3 separate regions of the Mus musculus genome follow, and regions 1 and 3 are each linked to region 2. The links are chromatin loops, found by intact Hi-C in ENCODE. Cell type or tissue: left cerebral cortex. All regions are shown on one strand. Each heading gives the region's core, and the rest is flanking DNA. Links, peaks and the distances in the headings are about the cores only. Region 1 holds the start of Atxn7 (ataxin 7). Region 2 overlaps Atxn7 (ataxin 7). Region 3 has its middle 69 kb from the start of Gm5087.

What was found. A loop is a pair of places that touch in the nucleus more often than their neighbours do. Peaks named below come from ENCODE experiments on the same cell type or tissue, not always from the same donor. Only the 100,000 strongest peaks of a DNase experiment are listed, where the experiment ranks them.
Region 1: a loop joins it to region 2, with 2.5 times the contacts of the local background. A loop is called at or near these places in 10 of 42 quality-filtered maps.
Region 3: it touches region 2 in a loop (4-fold over the local background); 9 of 42 quality-filtered maps call a loop at or near these places.

The regions. Positions count from the first base shown.
Region 1 is chr14:14,007,118-14,017,603 of GRCm38, reverse strand. It overlaps Atxn7 (ataxin 7), which reads right to left and starts at 5,113. Exons shown (of 12, transcript NM_139227.4): 1 at 4,854-5,113; 2 at 4,235-4,531; 3 at 3,949-4,017. The coding sequence starts at 4,520. In left cerebral cortex, for the core only: CTCF peaks have their summits at 4,410 and 5,029; DNase peaks (open chromatin) are centred at 2,287, 4,108, 4,523 and 5,048; H3K4me3 peaks cover 2,129 bases; H3K27ac peaks cover 1,768 bases.
Region 2 is chr14:14,093,087-14,103,572 of GRCm38, reverse strand. It overlaps Atxn7 (ataxin 7), which reads right to left. Exons shown (of 12, transcript NM_139227.4): 8 at 7,972-8,216; 9 at 7,675-7,873; 10 at 7,258-7,379; 11 at 2,672-3,638; 12 at 1-266. The coding sequence ends at 249. Among named protein-coding and RNA genes, the nearest start is that of Psmd6, 23 kb to the left of the region's middle. In left cerebral cortex, for the core only: a CTCF peak has its summit at 4,808; DNase peaks (open chromatin) are centred at 4,806 and 6,144; H3K27ac peaks cover 546 bases.
Region 3 is chr14:13,348,187-13,358,672 of GRCm38, reverse strand. It overlaps a transcript of Synpr not described here. Among named protein-coding and RNA genes, the nearest start is that of Gm5087, 69 kb to the right of the region's middle. In left cerebral cortex, for the core only: CTCF peaks have their summits at 2,497 (motif pointing left) and 4,345 (motif pointing left); DNase peaks (open chromatin) are centred at 1,161, 1,451, 2,487 and 4,359.

The sequences.
Region 1 (10,486 bases), core at 1,267-9,266, 86 kb after region 2:
TAAGTAAATAAATAAATGACACAAAAAATCCCTAATCAGTTATTCACAGCAATTAATTCCATTTAAACATAAATTTTGGTAAATTTCACAAATAAAGAATTTGTGAAAATTTTTAAAGTAGAATTTTAATTTAAAACTTTAAAAGGAAAACATAACTTATTTTTGAGTTTGATTATTAAAAGTTCAAAATATATTATCAACCTTAGCTCAACAAACTCCACAATGCCACCAACTAGTATTCTAAGTTACAGAGATAAGCAGTATGAAATCAGGATGTGGATGAGCAATGGGCTAATGTCTGAAAAGTGAGTGGCTGGTTACCCTAAGTCTTTCCATGTGCTAAAGGGAAGATGAGAGCTGACTTATTACCCACCTTAGGAGCAATGCTAGTTCTACCAAACTTTACTGTTCCACGCTTCTTCCACAGCATTAATTTTGGGGTATGAACAAACTGACTTAAGCAAGTTACAGAGAAAAGAGAAAAAAACAAGCGCTACTACTAACTTTGTAATTTTGAACTTTGGCATTGAGACTCCAAGAAAAATGGCTTCAGCCATATGCCCTAGAGAGTAGGAATATACATTATTTTGCATATACTTTCAGAACTCTGATCCCTAGAAGTGATTCAAGGGTCCTAAGTTGAAAAGATGATGGAAAGTAAATTGCAAAGTCAGTTCTAACATTGCCAGGAGCTGAAAGGGTCAAAGAAGTTACTGTGCAACAGGTCACTGTAAGTCATCTAATTTATTTTCACCTTCTACAATAACCTTGGGAAATAGGTATTATCATCTCCTTTCCAAAATAAGAGTTATTTTCAGAGAGATTAAAAAGCTAATTTCATACCCCATGTTTGATAACTCTCTGGCTAATAAATCACAAATTGAAGAATCAGGGTCTTTATATTCCTAAAGGCTTCATAATGGAGAATTTCTCACTTTTATTATTTCATTAATAAGTCAAATTATGTACAAATATACATATTTCTTCACAATTTAATTTCACTGACGAGACAAATACATACAGATTTAATTCTAAAACATCACTGGCTGATGGAAGACAATCTTAACTAAAGACAATGGTAAGTCCTATCAGTGTTAATAGAACATACAGATCTGTCTCCCTCTTTCTCTTTTTAGGTGGTGTGTAGGAGTAAGTGTGTTTGAAGCACACATGTATGTAGAGGACAGAAATCAACCTCAGATGTATCAGTTCCCCTGGAGCCATCCACCTTGTTGTTTGAGACATGGTCTCCTCACTAACCTGGAGCACATCAAGTGGACTGGCTGGACAGGAAGCCCCAGAGATACAGTGCTTGCTCATCTCCCTCCTTCCCTACACACCCCCTCCCCTTGCTCCCTCAGTGGGATGAAAAGCATGTGCCAACAGGCATGCTTTTGGTGGGGAGTGGGTGGGTGGTTAACGTAGGGTCTAGGAATCACACTCAGGTCTCCACAACTGCACAGTAAGCACCTCAGCAACCAAACCACTTCCCTGACCCTCAGGACAGTCAAAATCACCTCAGTCTTTCAAGCCTGGTCCTTGCAGAAACACATGAAGAAGCGACTGAACGAAAACTTCAGTCTTTACTCCAAATATGCAAGCATAAGCTCCAGACAACCTAACAGCTGCAACATCTTTTAAATGCAGAGAGCAGCTTTAAAAAGATGTAAGGAAGGGGCAGGGTGGTTTGCTGACTGGAGAGATGGCTCAGCCATCTGACCACTCTTCCAGAAGACCAAGGTTCAAATCCCAGTACCTACATGGTAGCTCACAACTCTCACATAGACATACATGCAGACAAAACACCAATGCACATAAAATAAAGGTAAATAAAATTTCAAAATATTTTTTTAGAGATGTAAGCCAGGTAGAGTAGTACACACCTTTAACCCCAATTCTCTGGGACTCTGGAGGCAGAAGCAGGGAGAGCTCTGTTAAATTCCAGGCCAGCTGGAGATCTACATAGTGAGTTACAGAACATTTAGAGTTACATAGGGGAACCCTGCCAAAAGCAATCAACCAAACAACAAAAATCACCCAAACCAACCTCTAACAAGCCGTTTTATAGATTGATAATACAGCTAGGTTTGTGACTCCCTTTGGCCTTAGGTATGAGATTTCAGAGCTTTACGGACCCTATTCCCATTAGAATATATTCAAGCGAACAGAAATGGATTCAGCTGCTAAATGTTCTTGAGTCTCAGAGATCGGCATTCAAGGCGACAGTCATCCTCTACAAGGGAATTACCAACACTCAGCATCCTGTCCTCAGAGGCTTAGGAGTCATGTAAGGGACAATACCCATAGCAGGAATAAAAAGCAGGAGCAAGAGTGGATTAGGACCTCTGAAGTCCCACTCTAACACTTCCTACCAGAGTTGCCACTTTGTGATTTTAATTTTTCAATCCCAGGCGGACTGCCAAGTCACAACTAAAACCGGACTAACAACTGATTTTTCCTATTGCAACATCACCAACAAGCCCTGTGCTTCTCTCTTTCCTCTCCCCTTAAACAGCAATCCTCACGAAAAATCAACTAATTTTCCCTATAATCTGTTCCAACCAGAAGCACTCACGGGGTTGCCATAGTATTACTCTTCTTGGCAATACCAACCATGTGGCCAGCTGAAAAAGCCAAAGCAGGGAAAAGGAAAAAAAGGTGAGAGCTAAAACCTGCAGCGACTGTGAGGCCAGCACAGTAAGGAACCAGTCATGGATTTAGAAACCCAGCTGCCAAAGCTCTGCTTCTTGAGTCCTGAACAAAAACTCTGCCAAAATAAACGGCTACAGGTGAGAAATCAAATTGCATGGGCACATGTAAACTCAGTACTCTGGATCCCAAACTTGACTCAAGGCCATGACCTTTCTCACCAGACTGCCCAGGTAATCATTATGAATCAAAAGTCATAGAAAAAGGGTACTGTCAAAAGACAAATCTAAGTTTCCTGATTCCTAACCTGATTTTCATTGATAGCATACCTTTAGATCACCCTATCAGTAGAAGTCGATTTACTATGGTTAGTAAAATTCTGTATTCTTGTCCCCTTATCTGGCAAAGAATCCCAAATGTACTCCTTGCTTATGATGATCTTTTGGTAGCATTCTAAACATCGCTTTAAATTCCCCTACAAACAAGGGTACAGGGAGGCTTAAATACTTTTAGTTTTAAAGTACAAATACCGGTCATGGTGGTGCATGCCTTTATAATCCCAGCACTCAAGAGGCAGAGGCTGGCAGATCTCTCAGTTCAAAACTAGCCTGGTTGGTGGCACACGCCTTGCCCAACACTTGAGAGGCAGAGGCAAGTGGATTTCTGAGTTCGAGGCCAGCCTGGTCTACAAAGTGAGTTCCAGGACTGCCAGGGCTATACAGAGAAACCCTGTCTCGAAAAAACCGGAAGAAAACAAAAAAAAAAACAAAAAACAAAAAACAAAAAACAAATAACAGCCTGGTCTACAAAGCAAGTTCCCAGACAGCCAAGGCCATTTAGTAAAACCCTATCTTTAAAAGCCAAAATAATAATTATTATTCAAAATTCACTCTCTTTGCCTTAAGAAAACCTGGTTTGGTCAAGGCTCCTGCTCTACAGCATCCCCAGAAAGGCACTACTTTCCAAAGCTTAGAACTCTTTCTTTCCCCAGAAAGGCACTACTTTCCAATGCTTAGAACTCTTTCTTTCCAGGTGTTGTCCATAACTAAAGAGATATATGTTAAACTCCCTGCCTGCTTCCTATGCCCATCACTTTGAATTGCCCTTTCCAGAAGGGATCCAGGTTGCTGCCCATTACAGAGAGCCCCTAGAAATGAGATTTCTTCCTAAATGTTCTACCCACCCTCTTCCATCCTCTTCAGCAGAGACCTCAATGTGGCAAGCAGGGAAGGTGGGCTGAAGCAACAAGAAAACTTCCCCAAGGTTGGGTACAAACTCCACCAGGGGGGCTGGACTCACCTTCCCGGCAGAGCCCCATGACTTCGCGGTTTTTCCCAAACTCCTTGAAACTTTCATCCAATTCGGTCCCTAGGAGATATACACACACAGGAGGAGGGGAGAGGCAGGTCAGTGGCTAGGAGTGTGACGCACGCTCACGCACGCTCCGGGTAGGTGTGGGCACCCAGCAGAAGATAGCATCTCTGACCCCCGTGGGGGCGGCCACAGGACACGGCGCGGGGGAGGGGATCGGGGCCAGAGGAGGGGGGCGGGGGGGCGGGGGGAACCAGGAGGCGTGGACACTCACCATCCTTCCCAGGAAGTTTGGAAGCTTCCACCCACAGATTCCACGACTGTCCCAGCATCGCTTCGGGACTGGGCAAGGGCCTGCGCTCCCCAACCGTCGCCATGGCGGCGGCCGAGGTGGTGGTGTCCCCGGTGCCGCCGTCCTCCGCCCGTGGGCGCCGCAGCGGCGGGTGCTGCCGCTGGGGCTGCAGAGGCTGTGGCTGCTGCTGCTGCTGCCGGGCGGCCGCTGCTCCGCCCGCCGCGCGGCGCGGCTCCCCCCTGACGTCATCCGCGGCCCGCTCCGACATTCTTTCCGCTCCTACAATGTAACAAAAAGGGGGAAAAGAGTGGCGCGGGGGCCGCTTTTAAGGAGGCTCCGCGGAGTTCCGGCGGCGTGCGCGGCCCGCAGGCCCGCGGTGCTGTCAGCCCCCGGCCCCTGCCGCCGCCCGCCTCCCCGCCCGGGCGCAAAGTCCGCGGCGCCACCGGCTTTCGCTTTCGCCTCCCGCGGCCCTCGTAGGGCGCCGGCTGCGGCTGCCACTGCGGCGCTGGCCGCCCTGCCGGGCCCGGCTCGGGAGGCCAGCGCCCGGAGCCGAACTGCCGCGACCTCAGGCCTGCCTGCGCCCCGGCCCGCGGCTGCCCACCCTGCGGGCGCTCGCATCCCGGCCCAGCCGGCAGCCCCGCTCCTTCCTTCCGTCCGCGCGTCCGTCCGAGCGGCGGCGCCCGGCCGGCTCCCTTAAGCGGAGGCGCCTCCTGTCGCCTCCTCCCCCTCGCCGGTCCCTCCCTCTCTGCTCGCTCCGGCGAAGTTTGCACGTCAAGCCCCCGGAGTGGAGCCAGGGCGAAGTCGGAAACGCAGCCACCTATGGAAGAGCCTGCCGGTCGGCCCCGGCGCAGTAACGAAAGCGTCGCCCAGGCCCTCCCTCCGGAGCCCCGGGCACCAGCAATTCGCTCTGGGCTCGCGGGAGGCTGCACAGTAGCTGGAGCATGAATGGGAAGCAGCCACTGTGCGGACGCCCAGAAACCAAAGCTGCCAGTGGCAGGTGTGAAAATGCCGCCCAGGTGTTAGCCCAGGCGTCCGCATCGAGCCCCTGCTGCTTGGCCAGCCAGGAACGTGCACTTGAGTGCCCACAACTGAAGGTCACACTGTGTCCTGCGAACTTGAATTTCTTCTCCAGCAAGAAGGAAGCTACAAAATCAGTGTATCACTTTAAAGTTGGGTTGTTAGTCTCTCACTATTTATGGCTGTCTTTCCTAGAATCCGATGAGACCCCCATGGCTTAAGGAATATACCAGACGTTCGTCAGATTTGGATCACAAATTAATAAGCACTAGCACATACAGTCACCCCCTCCCCGACCATCAAACAAGTAAAGCACAGGAGTGGACCACCACAGGGTGCCTTTAGTTCCTATTAAGCTGTTATCTCATTTCAGTAAAGCAGCATCTTTTTAGCCTGCTCAGAGCCTCAGGCTTACAGGTGCCTTCTGGGACTGTATGAAGAGGTGAGCTTTCTCGACTTGCTGCTATTATCTGTTGGCTTTGGGGGGGGGGGCAAATATTTAGTAAGACAGATGTGACCAACATCTCTGTTGAAGTACAAAAAACCTTTCAAATGTTAAAATGAACGCAAAAGTGCATATGAAAATGTTTCCATAATATATTAAAGCCAGGACTTGGAGAAGGGGTTTGACATAGGTGCAAGTTTAAAAGCTTGAGCTGGGTGTGGTATGCACCCAGAGTCCCCAGTGTTTGGGAGGCTGAAGCAAGTGTGCAGCATCGTAATACAGGTGAGACTGAGAAACACAGTAAGAGCTTGTCTTAAATAAATAAAGCAGAAACACAATTTCTGTGAGACACATTTAGAAATGTGTCTATAGGGTCCCCCCCCCCCACTGGATTGCACACCAAGAAATCCAAAAAGGAATCTGCTGAGTGTTTATCAAAGGACAGTTGCTTTTTGAACACTCAGGCTATACACCTACATACAGATTCAACTAACTGAAGTTTGGAATATATTTTCCTTAATTTAAAAACTGAGCCTGGCATGGTGGCACACATCTTTAATCCCAGCACTTGGGAGGCAGAGGCAGGCGGATTTCTGAGTTCAAGGCCAGCCTGGTCTACAGAGTGAGTTCCAGGACATCCAGGGCTATACAGAGAAACCCTGTCTCGAAAAACCCAAAAAATTAAATAAATAAATAAATAAATAAATAAATAAAAATAAATAAATACTGTATCCATGCAGGGCAGTTACATATTTTTTAAAATTTATCTAAATACAATGTAACAACTATTTACATAGAATCTACATTTTATGTAAGTACTGTAAGTAATCCCGAGGTGATGTGCTGTAGACTGAGAGATGGTGTATAGGTTTTGTGTCATTTTATAGAAGGGATCTGAGCATCTGTCAATTTGGGATTCTGTGGGAGTCATGGAATATCAAGAGATGACTTTTAAATTTAAGATTTTTAAATCTAAAAAATAATTTCTGTAATAATGAGCAAGGTTAGAATACATATTACCATTACTAACATAGCTTGTGTGTCTCCAATGCAGGTTTTCAAATTTTTCATTAATCTAGATTCATTGAAACATTTGCATAAATGTTTCCCAAGATGTAATATATATGACTTATTTATTAGTTTGGATTTTGTAATTCTACATTTGTGATAAATTAAAATATGAATTCTACTGGTCCTTGGAATTGCTAACTTAATGTAGAGCTTAGATAGAAGCACTATCGATGAGATACCAAGACCATAGCTATTGGATACTCAAAACAAAAGCACTTAGGTACCACACTTGGGAGATTGTATCCTGAGTACAAACATTCTGATTGCTGGACAGATAGGTTGAGAAAGAAAGAAAAGTGAGAATAGAGAACATGAAGCTTGACCTCACTTCCTAAAGATACTGCTTTCACAATTCATTGCTTGATCCTTCTGCCTTCACAACACTAATGGAACTTCTAACCAATAAAGATCAATATGGCAATTTGATTTCTGCTTGATAATTCTTTCATTTTCAAAGTTTTTTATCTCGTATACTAAGAACAGGTCTTAAAATTATAAATACAAGATCTCAGCATCACGATAGTTACTAAAACACATCAATAATACCTATTGAGCACCAAGGTACAAGGGACATGCCACTAGGTACTTTAGCACACTGTTTTAATATTAACCATTTTATACAGTCCACGTTGAACTATTTATAACTGACAAAGAGGCTAAGTGGTGGCATACACCTTTAATCCCAGTACTGGCGAGGCAGAGGCATGTGGCTCGCTGTGAGTTCAAAATCAGATTATAGAGTGATCTCCAGAGCAGCCAAAGCTACATAACAGAGAGAACTTGTCAAAAAACAAACAAAACGAAATGAAAACAAAACAAGTAACAAGAAAGGGAGGTGGGGCTCCAACGCCAGCCTCTTTTTGCTAGATTGAGAAGGAGCTCGTCCACTTACAAGTAAGCAACCTTGGGCACGTTACCAGTTTCCTAATATGTCAATACCCTAATCTGTAAAATGGAGATAAGGCCAGGCTTCTAAGGACTACAGGAAACGATCCTTTGAAAGCACTTGGTACCAAGACTAAGTTATTATTCTGACTTGCATCAGACTGAGCAACTCAAACCCTGAATGCAAGAGTATCTGTAGCATTGCATATCATGACATTTACTACCAAGTTAAAGATGATGCGGAGGAAAGCAGATCCCGGCACTTCCCAGCCAGGTCCTCTTTGTCTTTACCACCCATCAAAAGTCCTACTAGTTTATAAAAATGACAGATTCTAGTATTATCTGCAGTTGTTTTAGGACTCCTAATTAGTAGTTTGAAGGAGTTACCAATAGAAGCAAAAGAAAGAAAGTGTGTCTGCTATTCAAATGTTGGCAACCTTTTAAAAGTATTCCTTATACAAAGAACATTGTTTGTGAACAATAATAAAACAGAAATCCAAATACTTAGTTTTTCCTGTCAGGAAAGAAACTAATGACCTTGTTTATAAATATTCCATCCTCCATACCCCCTCCAAACTATAAAGAGAATGGGCCATACAACTTATACACATTTAATATAGTTATAATATGCTAGTTAGTATGTCTTATATAGAATTAATACTTCAATATGTCAATACCTGTTGATACTTTAAATAATAGATATCTTGGGGCTGGAGAGATGGCTCAGAGGTTAAGAGCACTGGCTGCTCTTCCAGAGGTTCTGAGTCCAATTCCCAGCAACCACATGGTAGATTACAACCATCTGTAATGGGATCCAATGCCCTCTTCTGGTGTGTCTGAAGACATGACATTGTACTAATATAATTAAATTAAATAAAATCTTTAAAAATATATATATATATACTTAATATGTATATTTTAAAAAATAATAGATATCTTGTAATGCTTGAATAAGAAAGCTGCAATTTACCAAGCAGTTCCTGACTGCATATTCTATGTAAGGCACTCTACCAGTCACCAGGGTTAAAAAAAAAAAAAATCAGCTGGGCAGTGGTGGCGCACGCCTTTAATCCCCAGCCCTTGGGAAGCAGAGGCAGGCAGATTTCTGAGTTCATGGCCAGCCTGGTCTACAGAGTGAGTTCCAAGACAGCCAGGGCTACACAGAGAAACCCTGTCTCAAAAAACCAAAAAGAAAAAAAAAATCACAGAAGCAATTAACAATTAAGCATTTATCAAAATGTCTATGTTAAAAGATCCCCCATACCAATCAGATTGTATGCAGTTTAAAAATAAAACTGAAGACTGGAGAGATGGCTCAGCAATTAAAAGCACTGCCTGGTCCTCCAAAGGACCTAGGTTCAATTCCCAGCATCCACATGAAGGTTCCAACTCAGGGGTCCAATGCCCCTCTGGCTTCAGGCACACACATGGTGCAGATACAAACCCACAGGCAAAACACATACACATAAAAATAAATCTTTCGTTTTCCTTAAGGAAAAAATGCTGCCAAATTCTGATCATTTTATCCTTTCAAGGATTCATTAAAAAAAAAAAAAAGTCTCTTAGTTCACCTTCTAAAATTAGTAGGGACATCCCCAGGAGGTGCTAGAGCTCTAGAAGAAAGACTCTTCCCATGGCATATCAGCCATGACATGATTCATTCAAAGATGCCATAATGCTCTTCCCACCTTGTATATATGGAGAGAGAGAGATGGAGGGAGGGAGGGGGAGAGAGAGAGAGAGAGAGAGAGAGAGAGAGAGAGAGAGAGAGAGAGAGAGAAATCTATTGTTTGGGGAAAACCAGCAGTCCTAACACAATGTTTAATAAGTCTGGAAACCAATACGTTAAGTATACTTATGTGTGTGAATTACAGGGTTGGTAACAGGGAGGATTCTTTTTATTTTTTTTTAAAGATTTATTTATTTATTATATGTAAGTACACTGTAGCTGACTTCAGACACTCCAGAAAAGGGAGTCAGATCTTGTTAAGGGTGGTTGTGAGCCACCATATAGTTGCTGGGATTTGAACTCATGACCTTCGGAAGAGCAGTCAGTGCTCTTATCCGCTGAGCCATCTCACCAGCCCGAGAGGATTCTTTATTATCAACTTCAAAGGACTGAAGTTATTTGAGTGACAAGAAAATCAGATTTGCTGAATTAGGAATGTGTTGGGTTCTTTTTCTTCCTCTCTTCCTCCCCCCTCTACCTCCCCTCCCTCTCTTTCTTTCTCTCTTTCTGTCTTTCTTTAATTCTGCTACACTTTGCAAAGCCTTTCTTTGTTCATATGCGCTTTGTTCTTCTAGCCAGCCCTGCTTTCTGTGTTCACCAGAGTGTATGGGCTCTGCTCTGTATGAGGGGTCTCTCATGCCTTTCCTTAACTGCTCTCTCTAGTGAAATACGGTTTATCACAGATACATCAGTATTCTAGTAGAGAAAGAATGGTGAATAAATTCAATTTACCAGCTCAGTAACCAGAGTGTCTGACAAGTGCAAGGTTAGAACTAGTAAGGAAATTTATGGTAGTGGAGACCTAACAATAATTATCTTTCTGAAGACTTAACCTGTACGTGCTCATTCCACAAAATGCACTGCTTACTGAGTAGTTCAAAGCCTTTATTTGGTTGGTTTTCTTACTCATGTGTGGAACAGAAAACAGTCATCGGTTAGAGCTAACTGCTTAAGAGAAAAATGTAAACATACAAGTTTATAAATTATAAAAGTAATTTATAACATGTAATCAATAATACTCAAATATTTCTTAGATGTTTAATACCTAGCTGAAGTATATTGATACACCTGATTTGAAATCTTTAAA
Region 2 (10,486 bases), core at 1,008-9,007:
AAGCAGTCCAGACCACTTTAACACTGAGAGCAATCCGGTGGCTGAGGTGATCCAGTGTTCTTTACCTGTACTCACTGCTACAGACACAGCTTCGGGAAATCCTTGTCAAACAGCCAGAGGTTACCCTGAAGGCCCACAGGAGTTAGAAAAAGAGACTCAAAGGCATCGTGGAGTCCAGAGTGCTGAGCAGAGGCGTAGCTTGTCTTCAAAAATGTCTGGATTATTCCTTCCAGTGGTACTGTCAGCTGTCAGGGTCGTGCCTTTGGCTTTCAAAACAGAGGGATGAGGAGATACATAAGTAAGTGGCTGGATGCAGTGCTCCCGACTCTACACCAGGGTATCATCCCGTACCTAAGCTCCCTGACCTGCTGGGGTCGGGGAAAGCCATTACAGGACCAGCCTGAAGCTTTGTTTTTCAAAAAACAAAAACAAAACCAAAAACAAACGGGCAACAAGAGGCCGCTGTGTGGAGGTCTAGCCCTCCGGTTTCCTTCTAATCTAAGGTGGAATTTTTTGTTTGTTTTCATTTTTTAAACTTGTGTCCTTGAAGGTATTCTAGGCTGTTAATTCAGAAAACTCGATGTGCTAACACACAGGTCTGGAGGTCTAAACCCAAGGCACTGCTTACAGCATAGGGAGAGAACTCTGGCCTTCCCACGGGGTAATTTAAAATCTAGAAGCCAAGCAAGAACGGATTTGCAGGCCAGGGAGGGGCTACACACTGCTATGTTGTGGGCTCTGTACTTCACTTCTCTGTTCAGAGACTAGCCAATCCAAGCACAAGTATCCTCCACAAGAGATAGCAAACTTGTGATTTCTACTTCTCTACAAAAAGTGTTTATTTTGTTTTCTGACAGGGTCTCTCTGTGTAGCCCTGAGAGACCTGCTTGCTTCTGTCTCTAGAATGCTGGGATTTAATACATGTGCCATCATGCCGTTTTAGGGATAGCATTCTTTAAAGTACTTTTAAGTCATGAGTTCTGAGATTTGTATGCAGCTGTAAGATTCCTCCCACTGACAGATAAAGTTGAAAAACAGCTTGTAAGGTTCACATATGTCCTCTGATTGGAAGCCACAGGGTTCCTAGGATTTGTGAAGTATAATAATAAAAACAAAAACAAAAACATCCTCAACAGAGGAAATCTTTCTACAATGTAATCTTGAGCTGAGATTGATTTTCAGAACCTAAATTTAAAGACCACCTGGTCTTCTTGGAGACGAGCTCCAACCCTATCATAACAGGCAGAAGGAAAACACTTTGGGATCATGACCCAAATTGTCCAACAGGTACGTAAGCTGTAGCTGACTTTTAAAATGGGGGGGTGGGGGTGGTAAAGAGAAAATTCACATGTGAGCGCAGCTCTGCAATTTCTCTTTAAACTGGCGACAAGACAGGAAAGAGCTGCTACATACCCGTGGGACAATACCCATGCCCACCCTCCCTAAGCACTGTTAGTCCCTGCTGTCTAGAACGACCACCTCAACCTTCAGCATTCCCATCAGTTACCTGTGAGGAGAAGTAAGGTGAACACAAGTGTAACGGTCTACATGAAGGTGGGGTACAATGCTGCCCCCTCTCCTGGGAGGATACTACACTCAGAGGCAGTTCTGAGGGATGAGTATATTGTTTCTTGCTGTGTTTGTACTTCTGCTACATGAATCATAACTATGAGTAACTACAAAACACACTAAGAGCAAAGTTCATATTTGCAATAAGGCCAACACAAGCAGCCAGTTTGAAAATAAGTAGCTATCTCCCCCAGTAATTCTGACATTATCAATTCACATAAATACTAAAAAAAGTAAATTACAATAGGAAGTGCCTTCTTATTTTCTGAAAAATCCCTAAGCAGTTAAATTCTGAGGATGAGGAAAAGGGAAAATAACATAAAAGAGAGCCTCACTTTTTAAGTCAGGGCTCTGGGGTGCTGCTTCTGCAATTCCTGTTCGTAAGCAAGGAGAGAAGATATCCTGATGGATGAAATAACAGGATGAGAGATGAGCTGGAAGTGGTGCAAAAGAGGCTGGAACACAGAACTGTGTGACTGACAGTCAGAAGGAGCCAATGGAAAGCCAGGAACAGACAAGACACAGCACAAGAAGTCACGACTACTCTGAACCCAGTTAGCCACCTCCCGCTCATGGGAAGCACGATACTGTCTTCTAAGTATGCACTCGGAACAGGCGTCAAGCTCCAGCCACGCCGGCACTAATCTTCTCCCCTAACTCTCTTGAAAATAGAAAGGGGTGCGAGTTAACCAGAATGCCTGGAACTGCTCAAGAGGAGACGCATCCTAAGGTTGGTTTGTTGGTTTGTTTGTTTGTTTTGTTGTCTTAAGTCATTGTTGCTTACTACGTCAGTTTGACTTCAGCCTGGAATGTCTGTGCAGACAGACAATGCTCTCTGCCTCCATCTCTAACAGCATCAGGATATTGCCTCTCTGCATAACCTTTCCTGCTTGACGCTTACTCAGGAACACTGTTGCAAGGCATTGGACATTCGGAGGAGATTCCCCTTCACACGGACATGGGCTCTCCTCTGTTAAAGATTACCACGAAAGCTGGGCATCCATTATAGGCAAACCAACCAACCCAACCAGAATTTTCAGAACTGGCCAAAGTCCCCAAGAAAGAGGCAACAAACACGTCCAGATCAGAGTCCACTTCCTACCTGATGGAGGAGGGAATTGTTCGTCAATCCTTGTGCCCCTGAGATGTTGCCTGTGTGTTTCATGTGGACGTTGTTCATAGCTGGCAACTTGGCAACCTTTGTGGGTTTGCTGCCACTGTTGCCAACAGTGCTAGAGCCTGGAGAGCACTTTCTTTTCTTCCCTATGAGTTTGTCTAGAGGAGTGTGTGAGTGTGGGTTGACAGGCAGTTCACTAGCCTGGTGGATGAATGGGCCGAGAGAGAGAGTGGAGTCGCTGCTGTTCACCATTACACTCATCCTCTTGATGGGCTCTGCAGAGCTCACACCAGCGGGACCCCGCCCTGCCTGCTCATGCCGGAGGCTCACCGAGTGTGTTTTATTTGTCACACAGTTGAGGCCGATGCTGTGGGAAGATGGTGCTGTTGACAGGTATGGAGTCCCAGAGTGAGCCACACAGTTTTTCCTAAAAGAGTTCACGGAATGAGAAGAGGAGGAGGAGGAGGATGACGAAGAGGAGGAAGAAGGAACTAACAGTGGGGAACTGTTTTTGCGTTTCTTTCCTGAGCCACCACTGGTACTGCTACTGGCATTGTGACAGTTAGTGCTGAGAGCAGAAGATTCCTTGGGCCTTATAGACTTGCTAGGTTTCCATTTCTGAGGTTTTCTGGACAGAGGGGAAGAGGGGACGGAAGAGAGGCCCGAGGGCGTGGAGGGGGGTGAGGATGAAGCCGACACTTGTCTGGACTGCACACTGCACACAGGGTCCATCGCCCCAGAACCAGCAGGCTGTGCATTTAGCGTCGTTCCATGAGCTGGTACCGATTTGCTATTTGGGGAGATGCAGGTGGACGACAGCAGGACTGGAGGCGCGGAGACAGTGGTTGCTGCTAAGTAGCTGATCCCACCTTGTGATGTCGGCACAGAATTTGTCCGGTGAGGAACACGGGCAGAAACAGGTGATGTGGTACAGGGCACTGGTGGGATTTTCCTGTAAAAAGGAGATATGATGGGTGAGAATTACCAAAGCTGGTCACACATACTTCCCATAATCACAGCTGCCATGAATGGTTTTGGATGGGCACCCCTTTATATTTGGTATTGAGAAACATATTCTCACCAAGATCAATCAATCTAAAAACACAGACTCAGTCCTGATGGATTGCTCCTTCCAGTTCTTTATGCTTCCTGGGGAACGTGGAAGCATACTCTGTCTATGTAGAGTTCACACGCTACAACCCTAGCTTCAGACCTCCACTGCTGACACTTAGCAAGCACTCTTTCTTAAGCCTCAAGCACAAGCCACAATGAAAGAACTCTCAACTCATCACGTGAAGAAGTCTGCACTGAACACCATGCCTTGCTTGCATCTGTCTAAGGCCCCTGGTGATAGACTTTGTAGACCTGGAAATGACTTTTAATATGTGACTGTAAATCATCTACTCCTTTTCAGATGTTGTAACAGACGTCTTATGTACCATTTACCCATACGGCCTAGAATCTAGTATCCAAACACTGTAAGGATTCAAGCAAGAACGAGTTACTTCATCAACAGGCAGATTGTGACTACCGGCCAGGACACTGCACAGGAGACAAATCCAAAGCAGACTTGTTTGAGTGTTATAACAAAGTATTTTGTTCATAACGCCTGGGCAAAGTACTCAGTAGGGGATGAGAAACCTATCTGGAGAGTCAAACACAGGAGCTCTCCCTTTTATTTTAACTCTGAGTTTAAAAAAAAAAAAAATTTAAAAAATGTGACAGCCTAAAAGAACAAGAAAACCTAGAAAGCCTGATAGTAGCATTAAAGCTCAGGTGGTAACAGCTGGACAGAGGTGCAAGCCATGATCCCAACCACTCGAAAGCTTGACGATGCCATCTCAGGAGCCAAGTAATGATCCTTATGATACAGGAAATTTCAAGAGAGTACACAGACCTTAGTCAATTTTCAGATCTCTCTAACAGACTGCAATGTGGATCCCACGATAAGAAGCCTGGCTCTATCCTTGTGAGACACACAAGTATTGCTTGAGAGGTTTGTAACAATGTGAATTCCTAGAATCAGTATCTCCACAAGGTACCCAGGCTAGCTCTCAAGAGTAGGTTGCTAACTGAATGCAGTTCCGGCTACGGCCACTAGGTGGATCGTGGGACTCAAGAGTAGGTTGCTTACTGGATGCAGTAACTGACGATAGCCACTGGGTGGCTCGTGAGGCTGAGATTTAAAAACCAGGCCTTCTGAAATCCTGGGGGGAAATTCTTCCTCCACAGGCAGCATCTGAACGTCTTGAAACAATATAACTGCTTTCTCTTTTTAAAGGCTCTAAAAAGCTAAGTAAATATATTCAAGAAAATAACAGAGTACTCTATGTGGAGACAGGGGAACTGACATTCTGAACTGTAAAAATACCTTTCGGTGACACCCCAGGCCATTCCCAGACCAATACAGGGCTAGGGTGCACAGAAGTCACAGGAGCTTGAGATGGCTTTTGAGTCACGGCAATGCTCCAGAAAAAGCATTGGTCAAACTCCACAATTGCGCAGAGTACCCAGGAGCTACAGGGGATGTGTTTTAGGTTCACCTTCTGTCTCTACTGACACCCGTTTACTGGAATAAGCAACTAAAGGGTAACGGGACAAGAATGCTGCTTTAAATAGGGCAGTTCCTGTTTGGGTGAAAGGTGCTAAGCTCACCCAGTATATGAAGGTCTGTGGGGACAAGCTGCCTAGAAATCAACTTACAGAGCTCCTGCCTGGGAGAGCTGTGTCCCAATCCATATGCCTATCTGCCTGCCTCAAGACTGTTGTATCTGCTCATCACTGAAACACACATCTTCCCCATTGCTGCGATGATTTCTCAAAACAGGCCATGGAGCTAGAGATGTATGTAACTCAGTTGGGCAGAGCATACATAAGGCTGGGTTTTGACCCACAGCACCACATAAAACCAGCCATGGTGCGCCTGCAATGCCAGCACCCAAGAGGTAGATACTGGGAAAGCATAAAATCAAGGTCACTTGTGGCCTCATGACAAGACGGTGGCTTAAACACATAAGGCAGAGAGTTCATGCTACTGAGCAGGGGGTGGATAAGGAGGTGGTCATCCTTGACAGAGCATGCCAAAGCAGGCAGCCCAATCAACCTTGGAAGCCTGCTTTTCCAGAAGTTCACGGCATTTGTGCACACAGCCACTAGGAACCAAAACCACTTCCGCTCCTCCACTGACTGTGGAGCTCATCAGAGCAGGGAAGGGTCCCAGTGCAAGAAGGAGCGCTGTCTCTACATCCAGGGGAAGCAGAAGGAAGGAAGCAGACCCATGCTGCTGCCCTGAGTCCTACCTGCCAAGTGCACAGACCCAGGTCCTGTCAACAGTCGTGGAAATAAAACTTCTTCACCAGACAGTAAGGCACCAACCATCTGTACCTGACTATCAGGAAGCCAAACCATGAAAGCAAACGGCCTCACTATGCCCACTCTAGAGGTACTGGGCAGCGGTGGTTCTTGGATGTACAGGGAAAGACTTGAGAGTCCCCTGCAATCAAATATCTCACTGAACACAAGCTTTCCCAAAATATTCTTTTAAAAGACATTCCTGGGCGAAAGAGCTTTAGAAATGATCTTCCGTATACAAAAATATCTCCTGCTTTGACAGTTGCAAAATGTGTTTGAGAAGTGTTGTATAAAAATGAGCTTACTGGAAATGATGAATTCAAGTTTTGTGGCCAAGGATCCCCTTCTATTTCTTACAATCTATTTAGTAAACACTGGGATACACAGTACTATACAAGATGTTTCAAAGGTGGGGTGATACAGCTAAGCGATAAATACTTAGCTATTCTGCCCAAGACCCTGCATTCCATTCCAGGATACCAAAACCCAAAACCTCCAAGGTGGGAAGTTGCTCCAAGCTCCCAACTCTTCTCCTTAAAATGTTACCCAAGTTACTGCTACTGCACCCAGAGTGCCAGGACCTCCTGGTGTTCTGGGTTTTGTCATATACTTACTTTTTCTCTCTCAGTCATCATCTTTTCTGACTAGGTACACACTGGTTTCTCCTCCTGAAAGTCAATACTGCTTACTCCCTAGTGACAGCTCTTCCAGACCCATTCAGCTCAGAAAAGCTTTCTGTGACTCAAATAGCCTGTTGTCTGTCCACCTCAGCTCTCACTGGAAACAGAACCTAGTGGCTCCACCGCTAACCTGTTGTGTGACTAAAAAATAACAAGGAGAAAAGGGTAATTATAGTCAAGTAGCAAAGACTTGTGGGAATAGTAGTCTCTAGCATGTAGCTAGCTCCCAGAAGGTATCAGTGACAACTGTTTTTTTATTCCAGTATCTTTCTTCTTTCAGATTTTTATTTCCCTACATACGATGAGGTCGGTACACATGGAGTTCTTTCAACTAAACTCTTGTACCCAGAACAAGACGCAGTTACTGAAAGGGTAAATGAGTGTATTACAGAATAGTTACTTTCTTTCTACACTTAGCCAATGCCGTTTCCCATGTAGATAAGCATGTCATACAGTCTTAAAAACACACCTTGAGGCAGTCAAGGACATCCATTGCTGGGGCAGGTCAGCTCCCGCCCATGCCCGCAACAGAAGACTTACTTCCATAGCTGTGCATTCAGATGCTTCTCTACCATGAGGTTGAGGGCACAGCGAAGCCGGTTCCACCTGGAGTCAAACACATAATAACCTCTTCCAATCTGCCGGCTCCCAAATGTGCAAAACTGAAAGAGAACACAGAGTATATTCGTGTCACCTCTACTGCCAGCACAGAGGTCCAGGTTCTTTCATGTTCAAGAAAGGAACAAAATGCCAGAGAAAAGGCAGGGCCAAAACGCCTCAAGTGCCAGAAGCTACACATCATGGCAAGAGCAGTGCCTGCGACAGTTTTGGGGAAAAGAAGAAAAAGAATGTGAGGCACAGCCACAGCCAGGTCTCTGCACCCGTCAGAGCCCTGCCCATGCGAGAGGTTCAATGAGGAGGCCACTGTAGGTGGATGCAGGGGGATGAACAGCTCACCGATGCTGGCTGAGGGTGACGACCTGAATAGTGACAGTCCAGTTTCTCAACAGACTCTTCTCTGTCATCGCCTTCACCCTCCTCACTGGATAACCGAGAAGCTGGCTCAGTGGCAGGCAAGGGCGGGTGTGGAGACTCCTGGCCTGGAGGAGGGTCAATGGGGGTACTTCCTCCTTGCTGAGCTGGGCAGCCTGGAGGCCTGAGTGAGTGAACAATGCAGCAGCACTCAGAACAGACAGCACGACCTCCTCCTCAGCAGCTTTAATCCGCACACATCGCACAGGGTCGCAGTCTTACCTTGGAAGACTAGGGGTCTGAGGTTTCGGCTTACTAGCTAAGAAAGGCTTTGACTCTGCAGGAAGCTGCGGCTCCTGTGGCGTCCGGGGAGGGGTGGGATGCGGGTCCCTGAGTGGATGTGGCACTTGCTGAGAGTCATGGCGAATCAGCTCCTTCTCCCTGGCTTTGTTTTTGTGCTCAGCTAATAACACATCAAATCGTTTTCTTCTACCCTGAACAGCTCTCCGCTGGGTTAAGGAATGTGTCTACAAAGAGCAACACACACAGACAAAACCAAGCAGTTTCACTCTAAGTTCAAGGTGCTGTATATCCCCAAACATCTCCCCACTAAAAAAGCAACCTAGAGCTTTGCAAAATGTCCACTTTAGTAAATGGAAATCTTGTCTCTGGACTCACATTTTCTAGTTGTTGGACAGGGCACAGAAATGAGTTTCAAGCAGAGCTACTTACTCATTCAGGCTCTAATGAATTTCATTTAAAAATAAGATGATTTAAAAATTGTGATTATGCCGGGCGTGGTAGCACAGGCCTTTAATCCCAGCACTCGGAAGGCAGAGGCAGAGGCAGAGGCAGGCGGATTTCTGAGTTCGAGACCATCCTGGTCTACAAAGACAGCCAGGGTTATACAGAGAAATCCTGTCTCGAAAATCCAAAATAAATAAATAAATAAAAATAAATAAAATAAAATTGTGATTATTAATTTAAAATCACATGTTGGTAAAGTATTCTTTTAGTAACTAAGAACAAAAATTAAACATAACTGCTTTTCTCTATTCGAATAAAATAGGTGTAAAGAGAGATGGGAGCTCAGAGTATTGTAGAAACAGTCTTGGGAAGCCAGGAAAGACTAGAGAAAAGGAACTCAAGGCAGAAAGAAAAAGAACCATAGACAAGAGACAGAAGTCCAGTAAATACCTGAAAAATATTCAGCACTGTTTGTCTAGTCAGTCTAATTTCTGAAATAGGAAACGCGCGCACAGACATGTGTTGATTCTGGTATGAGGCAACTCTTGATCCTATCTTACAAGAAAACATCTCTATGTCAAATGTATTTGATAATCACTGGTATTTTTAGTTATTAATTTTACATTCAATTCATGTCCATGTACGTCTATATGAGTATCTGCATGTGAAAGCAATGCCTTGAAGAAGTCAGAAAGTTTGGAATCAAGTTACAGAAAGCTGAAAGCCACTCAAGGCAGGTAGGAGCTCTGGCAGGGCAGTGCAGCCCAGCAACCCCAGGAGCCTTTGAAAGCACATACCGAAGGAAGGCCCACTGCTATTCCCATCAGCAGACAGAGTGAGCAGAAGTCCATCTCACTGACTAGCAAGTCCAACCACAGTAACATCATCCTGCACAGTCCGGTTCCTCTCCGCAGCAGACTGCGGACACTGCTAACCTTGGGTCTGCACAACAGCCGGCAGAAGATGGCAATCTCAGAAGCACATGACTCCATTAACTCCAGGAGCGCCATGGCCTTTCTGACTACACAGGTCCATCTTTCTTTTAGGTTACAGAATTCCAAGCTTGGTAGTTTCTCTGTATGTATTCATGACTCCTTGCATTCCTTTTAACAAATAGGCTCTACACAGCATGCTAGCAACACATCCAAGTTGCATACAGGGAAGTTATGCCTCCAGCTTTCATAGGACCTCAGATGACTGACTGCAGATGAACTCTGCTGGGATCTACTCTGGCACACATTAAGTTACTTCTCAATTTCAATTTCTAGTAATATGTAATATATTTATAAGAAAGGAATTTATATGAAAATGAAGAACTTTATTTTGTTCACTATTGAACCAGAATCCTAGAAGAATATTTGACATTAAGTAAAGCTTCAACCAAAAAGCACATAAAGACCTTTGCTGCAGAGGTGATTCAGATGGTAAGTGGCATTGGCTGCTCTTCCAGAGGCCTCTGGCTCTATTCCCAGCGCTCACATAATAGCTCGAAACCACTGGAAACTCCAGTCCCATGAGATTTGACACCTTCTTATAGATACCAAGGGTGTGGTGTACACACATAAATCCAAACAAAACACCCATACAACATAAAGGATTTTAAAAGGCATACAAAAACAATGGCCCACCAATGTACAAAGAATGAATGTACAAATACTGGTAGTATCTGTCTCCCTAGGGTGATGGACAAATGTCTCCTACTATTTGAACATCCTTTGTTGCTTAGCACAGTAAAGCCAAATGCAGAAGGAGACGGTGCTGTAGCAGCCCTGTCTAAAGAGTAAACAGGATTTCCATGGAGCTCTGAAGCATCCTCCAGATAGAAAGGTGGTGACCACCTCCCACCCATGGCAATCACAACTCTGCTGAGGTTGCTTTAGGCACCAAGAAAGATGACTGTGTTCATTGGCTGTGAGGAGCCTTGCGCGCTCTGTGCACACTGGCTGTGAGGAGCATTGGCCGTGAGGAGCCTCACGCGCTCTGTGGCCCCTGCTTGCTGCCCTCTGCTCCTTGAGTATATGCACTACCTGCCTTCCCCTCCTTCTGTTCA
Region 3 (10,486 bases), core at 1,089-9,088, 740 kb after region 2:
TCCTTCCCTCCCTCCTTCCTTCTCTCTATATTTCCTGGCCATCAGAGGTGAGCTGCCAAGACTCCCCCATGCCCTTTCTATGGAGATAGACCCAAGTGTCTAAAGATGGGAGCTTTGGAGCTTTGCAGGAGAAGCTTTGCCTTCTCCTGAGTTGTTTTTGCTGCGATTTTTCTCACAGCAGGGAAATACACTAATAGAAATAGCTTCATGCTGAGAGACTCCTGTGCACTAAATCCCAACCCATCACCATCCCTGTATTGTGCAGCTTGCCTCATTCACATAGCTGCCTGTGGGAACAGCTCAAAGTGGTATAAATGCAACTTTAGAAAGTAGAGGTTGGGTGAGGAGGGCTGGCTCTGTCGTGAGTCATGGACTTGCTGAGACCGGAATCATCCAGTGCTGCTGCCCTTGTTGTCATCCAGCTACAGGCAGATGTCCAAATGTCCACTCCAGTCTGTCATCCAGCTACAGGCAAATATCCAAATGTCCACTCCAGTCTGTGTGGACAAAGGCTTGGTAATTCACCAAAAATGTCTCACTAGCCACATAGTGGCTTCATGAGCAAAGCCAGGATTTCCAACTTAGAAGGTGGCTGAGGGCATCTTTCTAGTAGGCAGTCTCACTAGGTCTCAGTCACTGTGAGGAAAAGTGACTAAGATGTCTCATTACCTTCCCAGACAGACTTCTCAATTGCTAAGGTTGTAGCATCTTTTACTCCTTTAAAATGTCAGAACATTCTCTCTCTCTCTCTCTCTCTCTCTCTCTCTCTCTCTCTCTCTCTCTCTCTGTGTGTGTGTGTGTGTGTGTGTTTGCTTTTATTTTTAGTGTTGGTTTTTCAAGACAGGGTGTCTTTATTCATCCCTGGTTGTCTTGGATCTTGAATTCACAGAGATTTGCCTGCCTCTGTCTCAGGAGGGTTGGAATTAGAGACATGCATCATGACACCCTCCAAAATATTTTCTTTATGCTCTTCTAAACAGATTAGCACTTCCTAGACACACACAAAAAAATATTCTGTGGTTCTCTAATTCATCTTGTATATATTAGGTGCTTAATAAAATGTCGATCAACAACACAAAAGAAAGGGAGGTGTAGCTTAATAAAGAAACAATGTTGTTCATCACTGTAGTGCAGGACCTGGCGTGCTGCCCTGCACTGAGCAGATGCTGAGGAACTAGCCGAGAGTGCTAATAAGGGAATACATCATCTGCACAGACAAGTAGAGAGCCTGGATTGTAGTTAACCTAGACTGCCTTGAAGAGATTGCCCAACCCAAATGCATGGGATAATAACTTGCCAATTATAACTAAAATCACATGTAAAAAGAGAAGAGAGTTTGCCTGCAAACCTGGGTGCCTGAAGCAGTTTCCGGTCTGGCTGCCCATGATTCTGCTTTGTCCCATTAGCTTCCAGTTGCCTAGCAATGAATTCCCTTCTGGCTTCAGTTAGCAAGGGGGGGGGGGGTGTCACTCTGTTGCTTGCTGCTATGTAGTCCCAACAGTTAAGAGTTGTGCTTTCTCAGTAGACAGGAGTGGACTTCGCCCTTATAAAGCAAAGGTGGAGCCCTGGATCCATGGGTCTCACCCTTGACCTGCTCATCAGATGTCCTGATACAATCTGCATGTGAGGCAAACTGCTCAGGAGACTCTACAATGTCCTTTTGGGAATAACTCGAGGAGGGATGGCCAACATAAGATGTTATCTCTTGAATATAAATGGCACAATTGCATAGGTAAAGGAAATGATGGGTACCAGAAAAAGCCTGCTACTCATATGGTCAGGTGGTGGTCATCTCTGGCCACATTCTAAGCCTCTGACCTTAGTGACCACTGCAGTCTCACAGTATCGTTGCTCTTTCTACCCCAGGACCTTTGGACTTGCTGCCTCTCACTTACAATTTCCCCGAAAGTCCTCGCCTTCTGAGAACACTATACCACAGAGCCTGTTAAAAGCCCACACTGTGGTCGCAGCACCCCAGCAGGTGTTTCTATGTGATCAGGTCACTATGCATAAATCTAGCTTCCTGCTTCACCTTTCTTCCACACAACCATAACAGTTGGGGTGGGTCAGGCTCGCTATTTCCCTTTCTCAGTCCCTAGAGTTTCATTGCCAAAGCAGATTCTTGACAAATAATGTTGACTAAGTGGGTCCATGGGTTTTAGATACTCTCTGAACACCATCCCATATCTACTACTCAAAAAACTGTGGCCTTAGGGACTGTAAAGCTCACATTTACCTTTACAAATCTGTCCTCTCATTCCTAAGTGCAACTGACCATTATCCCTAAATTTGTTTTGATTCCTTTTGCTAGAAATAGTTAAAAGGACCATTGTTTCAACTTTAAACTTCCCCATCTAAAGAAATCTGGCCAAAAGTTTCGTGTAGCAGTGAAGAAACAACAATCTCTCAACTCCTAGGCAACAAGAAAACTAAGCTAAGAAGGTGCCTCCTGAGAGGACCCTCATGCTTTATTTGAAATGTGCTCATGCCCTCTACTGGCCATGTACAGCGTTGCAACTTGAACTCAAACTGTCAAATCCATTAGGCACGTGCCTGTAAATGTCCTGTTCTCTGGGATCAGATAAAGAAAGCAGATGAAAAGAGTGAGAACCGCAACAAAGAGATGACCTGGCTTTTTGGTGTCTTCTCATAACACAACAAAAAAATCAGAGGTATCTACTGCTCACTTTAGAATAATTGAAGAAACAAACATGATTAAGTGAGAAAGGAAAAAGAAAGAGGAAGGAAGGAAGGGAGGGAGGGAGGGAGGGAGAGAGAGAGAGAGAGAGAGAGAGAGAGAGAGAGAGGGGAAGGAAGGAAGGAAGGAAGGGAAGGGGGGTGGATCCAGCAGGTAGACAGGAAGCACAGTGACTGGGTGGCACTCAAAGCCGGGAGAATGGATATGAACTAAATGCGGGGCAGTCCAGTTCCTAATGTTTAGAAACAAGGGAGAGACCTGAAGTGATCACAAAGAAAGTACCTTAATCAGAGGTCATGGGGTCACTGAATGGTAGGGGCTCCACACTTTGTAGGCTAAATGATTAATCTGGAGGAACTCCGCACATCATTCAGGTCCATGCATGCACACTTCCTGCTGTGTGCTCATTATTTGAGTGTAAATGTCCTTTTTCACTTAGCACACTCCACTCCCTGATGGCCACCCTGCTCAGGCAGGCGTTTTGCTCGTGTGGCCCCACAGGCATTTGACTCTCTGGATAGTCTCTTCTGAATGTTTTATGTAATTGCAAATACATTGCTCTTCTCACCCCTTCACACACACACACACAGAAAGAGAGAGAGAGAGAGAGAGAGAGAGAGAGAGAGAGAGAGATGCATACAGAGTGTGCTTCAGCCACCTGCATTTTCTTTCTCTCACCTTCATGGTATAGTCAGAAGTCTCCATGTACCAAGAAAAATAGACTCGTCAAACCCAGGGTTCCCATTTTGACCCCTCCCCCAGCCCTACCACATGCAGTGGATGTGGCATTTGGGGCTGCAGTCTTGTTGGCATTTCTGGGAGCTCGCATGCACGCTGTGGAGAGAAGGAAAATGTTTCCCTCTTCATAGATGTAAATCACTGGGGGGGGGGGGGGGCGGAGGGTGTGCATCAAGAGGATTAGCCTGAAAAGCTCCTCCCCCTCCACATTTGGAAGTGCTGTATATAATTCCAAATGTGAAGATTTTCATCCCATCATTGACTTCCTAAAACACTGTTGCTGCACCACTAAAACCAGGGATGTTCACAGTTCTTGCCAGCATAGTATAAAAGACCACAAACACCTGTATTTTAGAAACAAATGACAATATTGAAGAATACCTTATACCAGGCGTGGTGGTGCACGCCTTTAATCCCAGCACAGAGGCAGAGGCAGGCGGATTTCTGAGTTCGAGGCCAGCCTGGTCTAAAAAGTGAGTTCCAGGACAGCCAGGGCTACACAGAGAAACCCTGTCTCGAAAAACAAACAAACAAACAAACAAACAAACAAAAGAATACCTTATATTATAGCTTTAGCTAGCTTACCTGTGTTTGGATACACTTGATTCAGGGGTGGACATGGCACACACCTTTAAACCGGCACCCTGTAGGTAGAGACAGGCAGGTCCCTATGAATTGGAGGCCTAGTCTACATAGTGAATTCCAGTCCAGCCAGGATACAAAGAGAGGCCTTGTTCCAAAAAAACTTGATGTAGCGTCTTAATATTTTGTCTTAGGATTTTATGAGGTGAAGAAAAAGGAAAAGAAATCAAAACGAAAACAAAAGTTTAAAGAAAAAACAAAAACCAGAAAAACATGCTGCAGTAAATGCCACTTAGGTACAAAGGACATGGCTGTTCTGTCGCCACCTACTGGTCAAAAGCTGGGAATGCTTACAATGAAACCAAAACTCCAATTATCAAGATAGCAAAAGTTAAAGAAGATGCACCATAGCTGGGCATGGTGGCACACGCCTTTAATCCCAGCACTTGGGAGGCAGAGGCAGGCGGATTTATGAGCTAGAGACCAGCCTGGTCTACAGAGTGAGCCCCGGGACAGCCAAGGCCACGGAGAAGAAGACAATGTACCATACACTTAGCACTGCCATAGTGGCTACAGCAGCAAGAGTTCTGTAGTCGCCCTTCATTGCTGAAGTAACCTGGGTCTGGGGCTTCGGTGATGCTCTTGATGTCCCTCGCCCATCCCTGAAGATCCCAGGTGGGCGAGGACACGGGCAGAGGCATCACAGTCTTTCAGCTAGCATTCTGTACTCCAACAAGCAGCTGAGTGTGACAGAGGAGCCGACGTTCAACGACAAGACAGCGTACTGAATAATTAGTCCATGTTCACAGGGACCAAGCAGATCACCTGGAAGGCAGTGTGGTCGCCTCAATACCAAGCGCCTGGGTGACCCTAGTGACTTTAATTCTAAATAAAGGTTTAGATTTTACTTTTTATTGCTGTATAAGGTGGGTCGTGTGACCTGTGCTAGAGCAGCCCCCTTTTCAGTCTGGAAAGATAGTCAATGTCACCTCCCCTGGCTCAAACCCAATAAAGTGATCTCATTTTAAATAAATAAATAAATAAGGACAAGGAGGAAGCAATAGTTCACTTACAAAAAGAAAACAGTGGGTGTGAAATCCAGAGAAAAGGCATTCAGACACTATCTCTAATCTCTAAGGATCCAATAACTGCTCCTGAACAAAATTCTCAAAGGACATCAGAGCATAAGGACAGTGGCCAGAGAATGATGCTCTTCAACTTCAATATCCGTGTCTGCTTACGGCCTTAGCATGACACTAAGCTGTTATCTGCAATGTGGACTTAGAGTAGCCACCAGCTATTTCTGTAAGGAAGTAGATTGCTAATGGCCACTTAAAAGAAACGCAACTAGACAACATTGAGTCGGTACTTCCGTTCTCCCAGCTCCTGGGAACTGAAATAAAAGGGTCATTGATGCAGGAGTTTGATGCCAACCTGGGCAGCCATGTCTAACAAGGACAAAAACAACGTTTTTTTTTTTTTTTTTTTCTCAGTGCTGTGAGGTGAACACTGTTACTGTTGGCATCAGGACATTCCAAACCTATGAGGTAACAGCAGACCTGTGACCTGCAGACCGGTTGCTAAGACAATGGCCCCCATTTTCCCAGAATCCATTTGGCTTACCTCCCACCCTTACTTGTGTTACGCCCCCTTCCTTCTTTTCTCTCTCTTTTCTCTCTTTCTCGTCTCTCCCCCTCTTCTCTCTCTGCTATCCCTTTGTCTCTCCCTTCCAATAAAACCTCTTCCACATGGAACTGCTCTGGCCTAGTGTATTGTTGAGACACTACCCACCATTCTAACACATCAGTTATTACTCTAGAATTTGAGCAACAGAGTTCTAAATATTAGCATAGGGAATGACTACCTACTGTTTCCTCTACAGAATCACTCATGAAATAAAAGGAATATCCTTCCATTTATATCACTAGAATGCCTCTCACAGGAGCCCTTCGCTAACAGTGTTCTGTAGAAGATGGGGCACTTCTTGAAGCTAATAGAGTGATACACTTGGTATTATGAGAAGCAAGAGAACATAGAATAACTTCTACCATACTTTCAGTTCATGACCTCTCAATTATAAAGACCAATCCTACTTATAAATAATCATTTAAATCATCTAGAAAGGGGAGCAATAACTAGATTTTCTGTGTGTAAAATCTCTATATTAAAGTCAAGTGAATCTGCCAAATGGGTCAGCTGTAAAGTGCTTTATGCAGAGGTCTAACCACCACAGGCCTGGACCAAGGTAGAGAGAGAGAACCAACCACCAGAGGTGTCCTGAGAGTTAGAATGACATGTATAACAACCCAGGTGTCACCAAAGAAATGGGAGAAAGTAGCTCAGCTGGCAACATCTTTTCTGCAAAAAGTAGTGTGGCAGAACCGAAACTGGGGGAGAGATTTACTGTTGTTGTTGTTGCTGTTGTTGTTGTTGTTGTTGTTGTTAAGACGCTGGTGATAACTGTCTTTTCCCTGGTGGCTACGGTCCAACTTTGGTATTTCCAGGGATTTGACTAGTTTTAAAAGAATGAATGTTATAATGAGCATATTAAAAAACAAAAGTGCCTTTTAGACATGGAAAGTTAGTGCAGTCAATATCCCCCACTACACCCAAGGCTGCATCTGATCATCAGAACTCAGTGACATCACACACTCACAATCCTAAAACCCCATGATACCCATTGGACAGGATAAAAGCAGAAACCAAGAGCAATGCTCTGCCCTGCACATTTGGAGAGCTCCACCTTGATCTGCCTGGTGGCTGGAGAGTCTCCCAGAGGAGCTTGACTCTCATACCAGGACCCAACCTTCAGCTAAGATACATCCACAGTTGAGCAGCCTTGGTGAGATGGGCTTAGTATCATAGGAACTTAGAGTGTGAACCTTGTGTGATGACTCTCAGCATATTAAAATACAGTTTGTTATACCAACTACAGGTGTCCACCTTTTTTTTTTTTTTGAGACAGGACAGGGTTTCTCTGTATAGCCCTGGCTGTCCTGGAACTCACTTTGTAGACCAGGCTGGCCTCAAACTCAGAAATCTGCCTGTCTCTGCCTCCCAAGTGCTGGAATTAAAGGTGTGTGCCACGATGCCTGGCTCAGGTGTCTACCTTCTTGTTCACAATAAATGCAAAGGATCAAAGGAAAAAGGGAGGGGTAGGCCCTTCCAGGCCATTGAGCTCTGGGAAAGTAAGGGACCTTTGGGTAAAGAGAAGCTGTACTGTGTGATAAGATCAGAAGATTTGCATAAATGTTGTACAAGCAGGGATATTAAAGGTGCCAGAGATTTCTGACACATTGGCTTTTGACAGGAAAGCTATTTTTGAGAGAAAGACAAAGCAAAGCTTTCACATGTAGCACACTAGTGCCTGTGCACTCACCTGGGCATACTAATAAATGAAATAGAATTTCATAAAAGAGCAAAAGAATCAGAATAATACATGACTGCTAATTGCTCCAGTAGCATGTTATTGATGCAAAAATTATAAAGTATTTTAATTTTAGATTTGTTTATTTTATGTGTATGAGTGTTTTACTTACATGTGTGTCTGTGAGCCCCATGTGTCTGTGCCAGGAGTTCTAAGAAAAGGGCACTGGACTACTGGAACTGAAAAAGTATAACATAAAAACAAACTTCTAGGCCTTTAGGCCCAGGCTTGAGAATGTGACCTTTGTGACTCAATGCTCCAAGGTATGCTAATAATAAAAAAGATAGAGACATTCCTCCACCCACCTGCTTCCAGGGTTCAGGGAGTGTTCATTCAAAGAAAATCACCCTGACCCACCCTGACCACTGCTGGAACCCACCATGCAAAGGTGTTATTGTTAGAGGCTCCTAGAAAACTGTCTTGACTTTCCACTTCCTTGTGTCTCTTAACTGGTATTTTTGGTAGTTTTCAACAACGCCCTCCCCACCCCCTTGAGTTGTGGTTTCTTCCTTTAAATACCCCCTTCCCCAGCTACTCAGGGCGCCATGGTCCTCTAGCCCTGCGTGGTGTATGACTGTGGGCCCGAGAGCACTCTTGAAATAAAAGTCCTCTTGCAGTTTTCAGCAAGACCGTTTCTCGTGTGTGATTTGGGGTGTCGCCTCTCCTGAGTCAGAACGTGGGGGAGTCCTCACGTTGTGGGTCTTTCAGAACTGAAGTTATAGGAGGTTATAAGCAAACATGTGGGTGCTGGTACCAAACCCAGGTCCTTTGCAAGCTGGAATAATCCTCCACTCCAGGAAAGTATTTCAAATGTGAGGAGCTCTTAAGCTGTGAGGTGACTCAAAGGTTGTCTATAGGACAAAAATCTAATGAATGCATGGGAAGAGTCAGAAGAGAGCATTTTCAGGGTTACACTGGCAAAGGCAGAAGGCAACATCCCAAGGATCTGCATGTTTAGATACGTGTGACTATGTCCTTCTAAATCCAGGCTACCTGGATGGGTCACACAAGTGGAATGAATACCTTAGGCCCTGGTCTCAGTGGGAGCAGAGGATCAGGAGAAAGAATTAAAATGAGGGCTCCCCAAGCTCTTTTCTCTAAGGTCATACCAGCCAAGTTGTGCCTCACACTGGAAGCTGCTTTTCTTCCCTCCCCCTCATTCTTTCCCTCTGTCTCTCCCTCCTCCTTTTGTGCACCAAGGTTCTGGGTAAACAAGCTGATTGATGGAACAGAACTTCTGTGACTGTGGAGAACTTGCAATGTTGTAGCTCCAGAGCCAAATATCTCCAGTATCGTTAGCTTTTTTTGGTGGGTGGGAAGGAACCAGTGCTGAAACTCAAATCCACTCTGATTAGACTACTTAAGTGCCCGTCACACTCATCACTAGATAAGGAGAGAGGAAGTGTGGTGGACAATTGGGTCAAATGTAAAAGGACTGCTGATACTTTTTTATAACACACACAAATATACACACACACCCCAACACAATACACATGCACACCATACTACATATGCCATACACATACATATATGCACACCATCTACACACATAACTTATTACACACATACACTTCCTTCTTTTAAAGTAGCAGGCTTGTTACCAGAGCCACACTCTGATGGACAGAAGAGGTTCATTACCTTTCATCAAAATGTTAGGCAGGCAGAATCTAAAGTGAGTTTTACAATAAGAGAGAAAGCTCTTCCATCTATGCAGCTTTGAAACTGATTGCAAATGAGTTGCCTTGGAGCAGTTGGGCTAGCAGTAATGGTGTGCATCTGTGAGGCTTCGCTCCAGGCGTGGCTGCATTTACATCACTAAAAACTCTGCAATTACAGCTCAGCCCTTCCTTTCCGGCAGACAGAAATTGCAACAGCAGGTTTCCTGCCTGGATTACCACCAGCAGCCAGAGTCAGTGTCCCAGACATCTGTAGCACATTAACCCCTACCCTTGTTATCTTTCCACTCTGAACAAACCCTCTGACAAAATATGTGGCCAAAGCTTTTCCAACCTTCTTAAGTTGAACAGCAAATCATAAGCCTGCACAGAACAACTTCTGATGGAGTTAGCACGGTATTAATAAAACCCGTGTTGGACTTTCTGCATCTCAGTGGTTCCTTCCACAATGCAGCAGAAAGTCTTGTGGGACTCAGATGGCTTTGATAATGTCAACTCCTAACCTATGTGCTATAGGACATGCTATGGCAAACAATGTCAATGGTACAAAATCAATAAATCATTTTAATATACATTGTTATCCATATATGAATCTGCCCCTTTCACTCACTTCCAACCTTTCCCTCCTACTTCCTATATCCTAGAGAATAAGAGGCAACCTGGATGGCTCACACCAGCGGATTATATACTTTCTGCCTCGGGTTGAGTTCAGTCAACGGCAGGCCAGTAGAAGATAGTGATTGATAAAGGAGAGAGTGAGGTTAACGTGGCTGCTCCCCAGGTTATCTGATAAAGATGTAACTAAACAGGAAGAATTCAGCAGGCAAACAAGGATAGCTGTTGCCCTGAAAGCTCAATTCCACAACAAAAACAGACATACTTATGTTTTTCCTCAAGCTCAGAGGTTACTGAACAACAGTAATTTCACAAGATGCCATAGTTTCAAAGATAGCAATTTGTCAGTTAAGCCTGCCTACTTTGGTAATCTGGCTGAAGCGAATATAGGTTCTTTTATTCCAGATTTAATGATTAATATTATTTTTTCTGTCATACAACATAGCAAATCTATCTGTCTGTCTATCTATCTATCTATCTATCTATCTATCTAATCTATCATCATTTTTATTTATTTATCATCTATTTATATCTCTGTATCTTTATATGTATCTATAATCATCTGGTTTACCAAATGAAAATGGCTACAGCAGAGTCTCAGTAATGCAATGGGGTATGTGTTGAAAAAACAATAAGTCCACAGCAGTTTCTGAAGAAGAAGCTGCAGTTGTGGAGATCAAGCCATAGAGAGTCAATGTTCCTGGAAAAGACTTAATCACGCACAAAAACAAAAGGGCAGCATCCAGAACC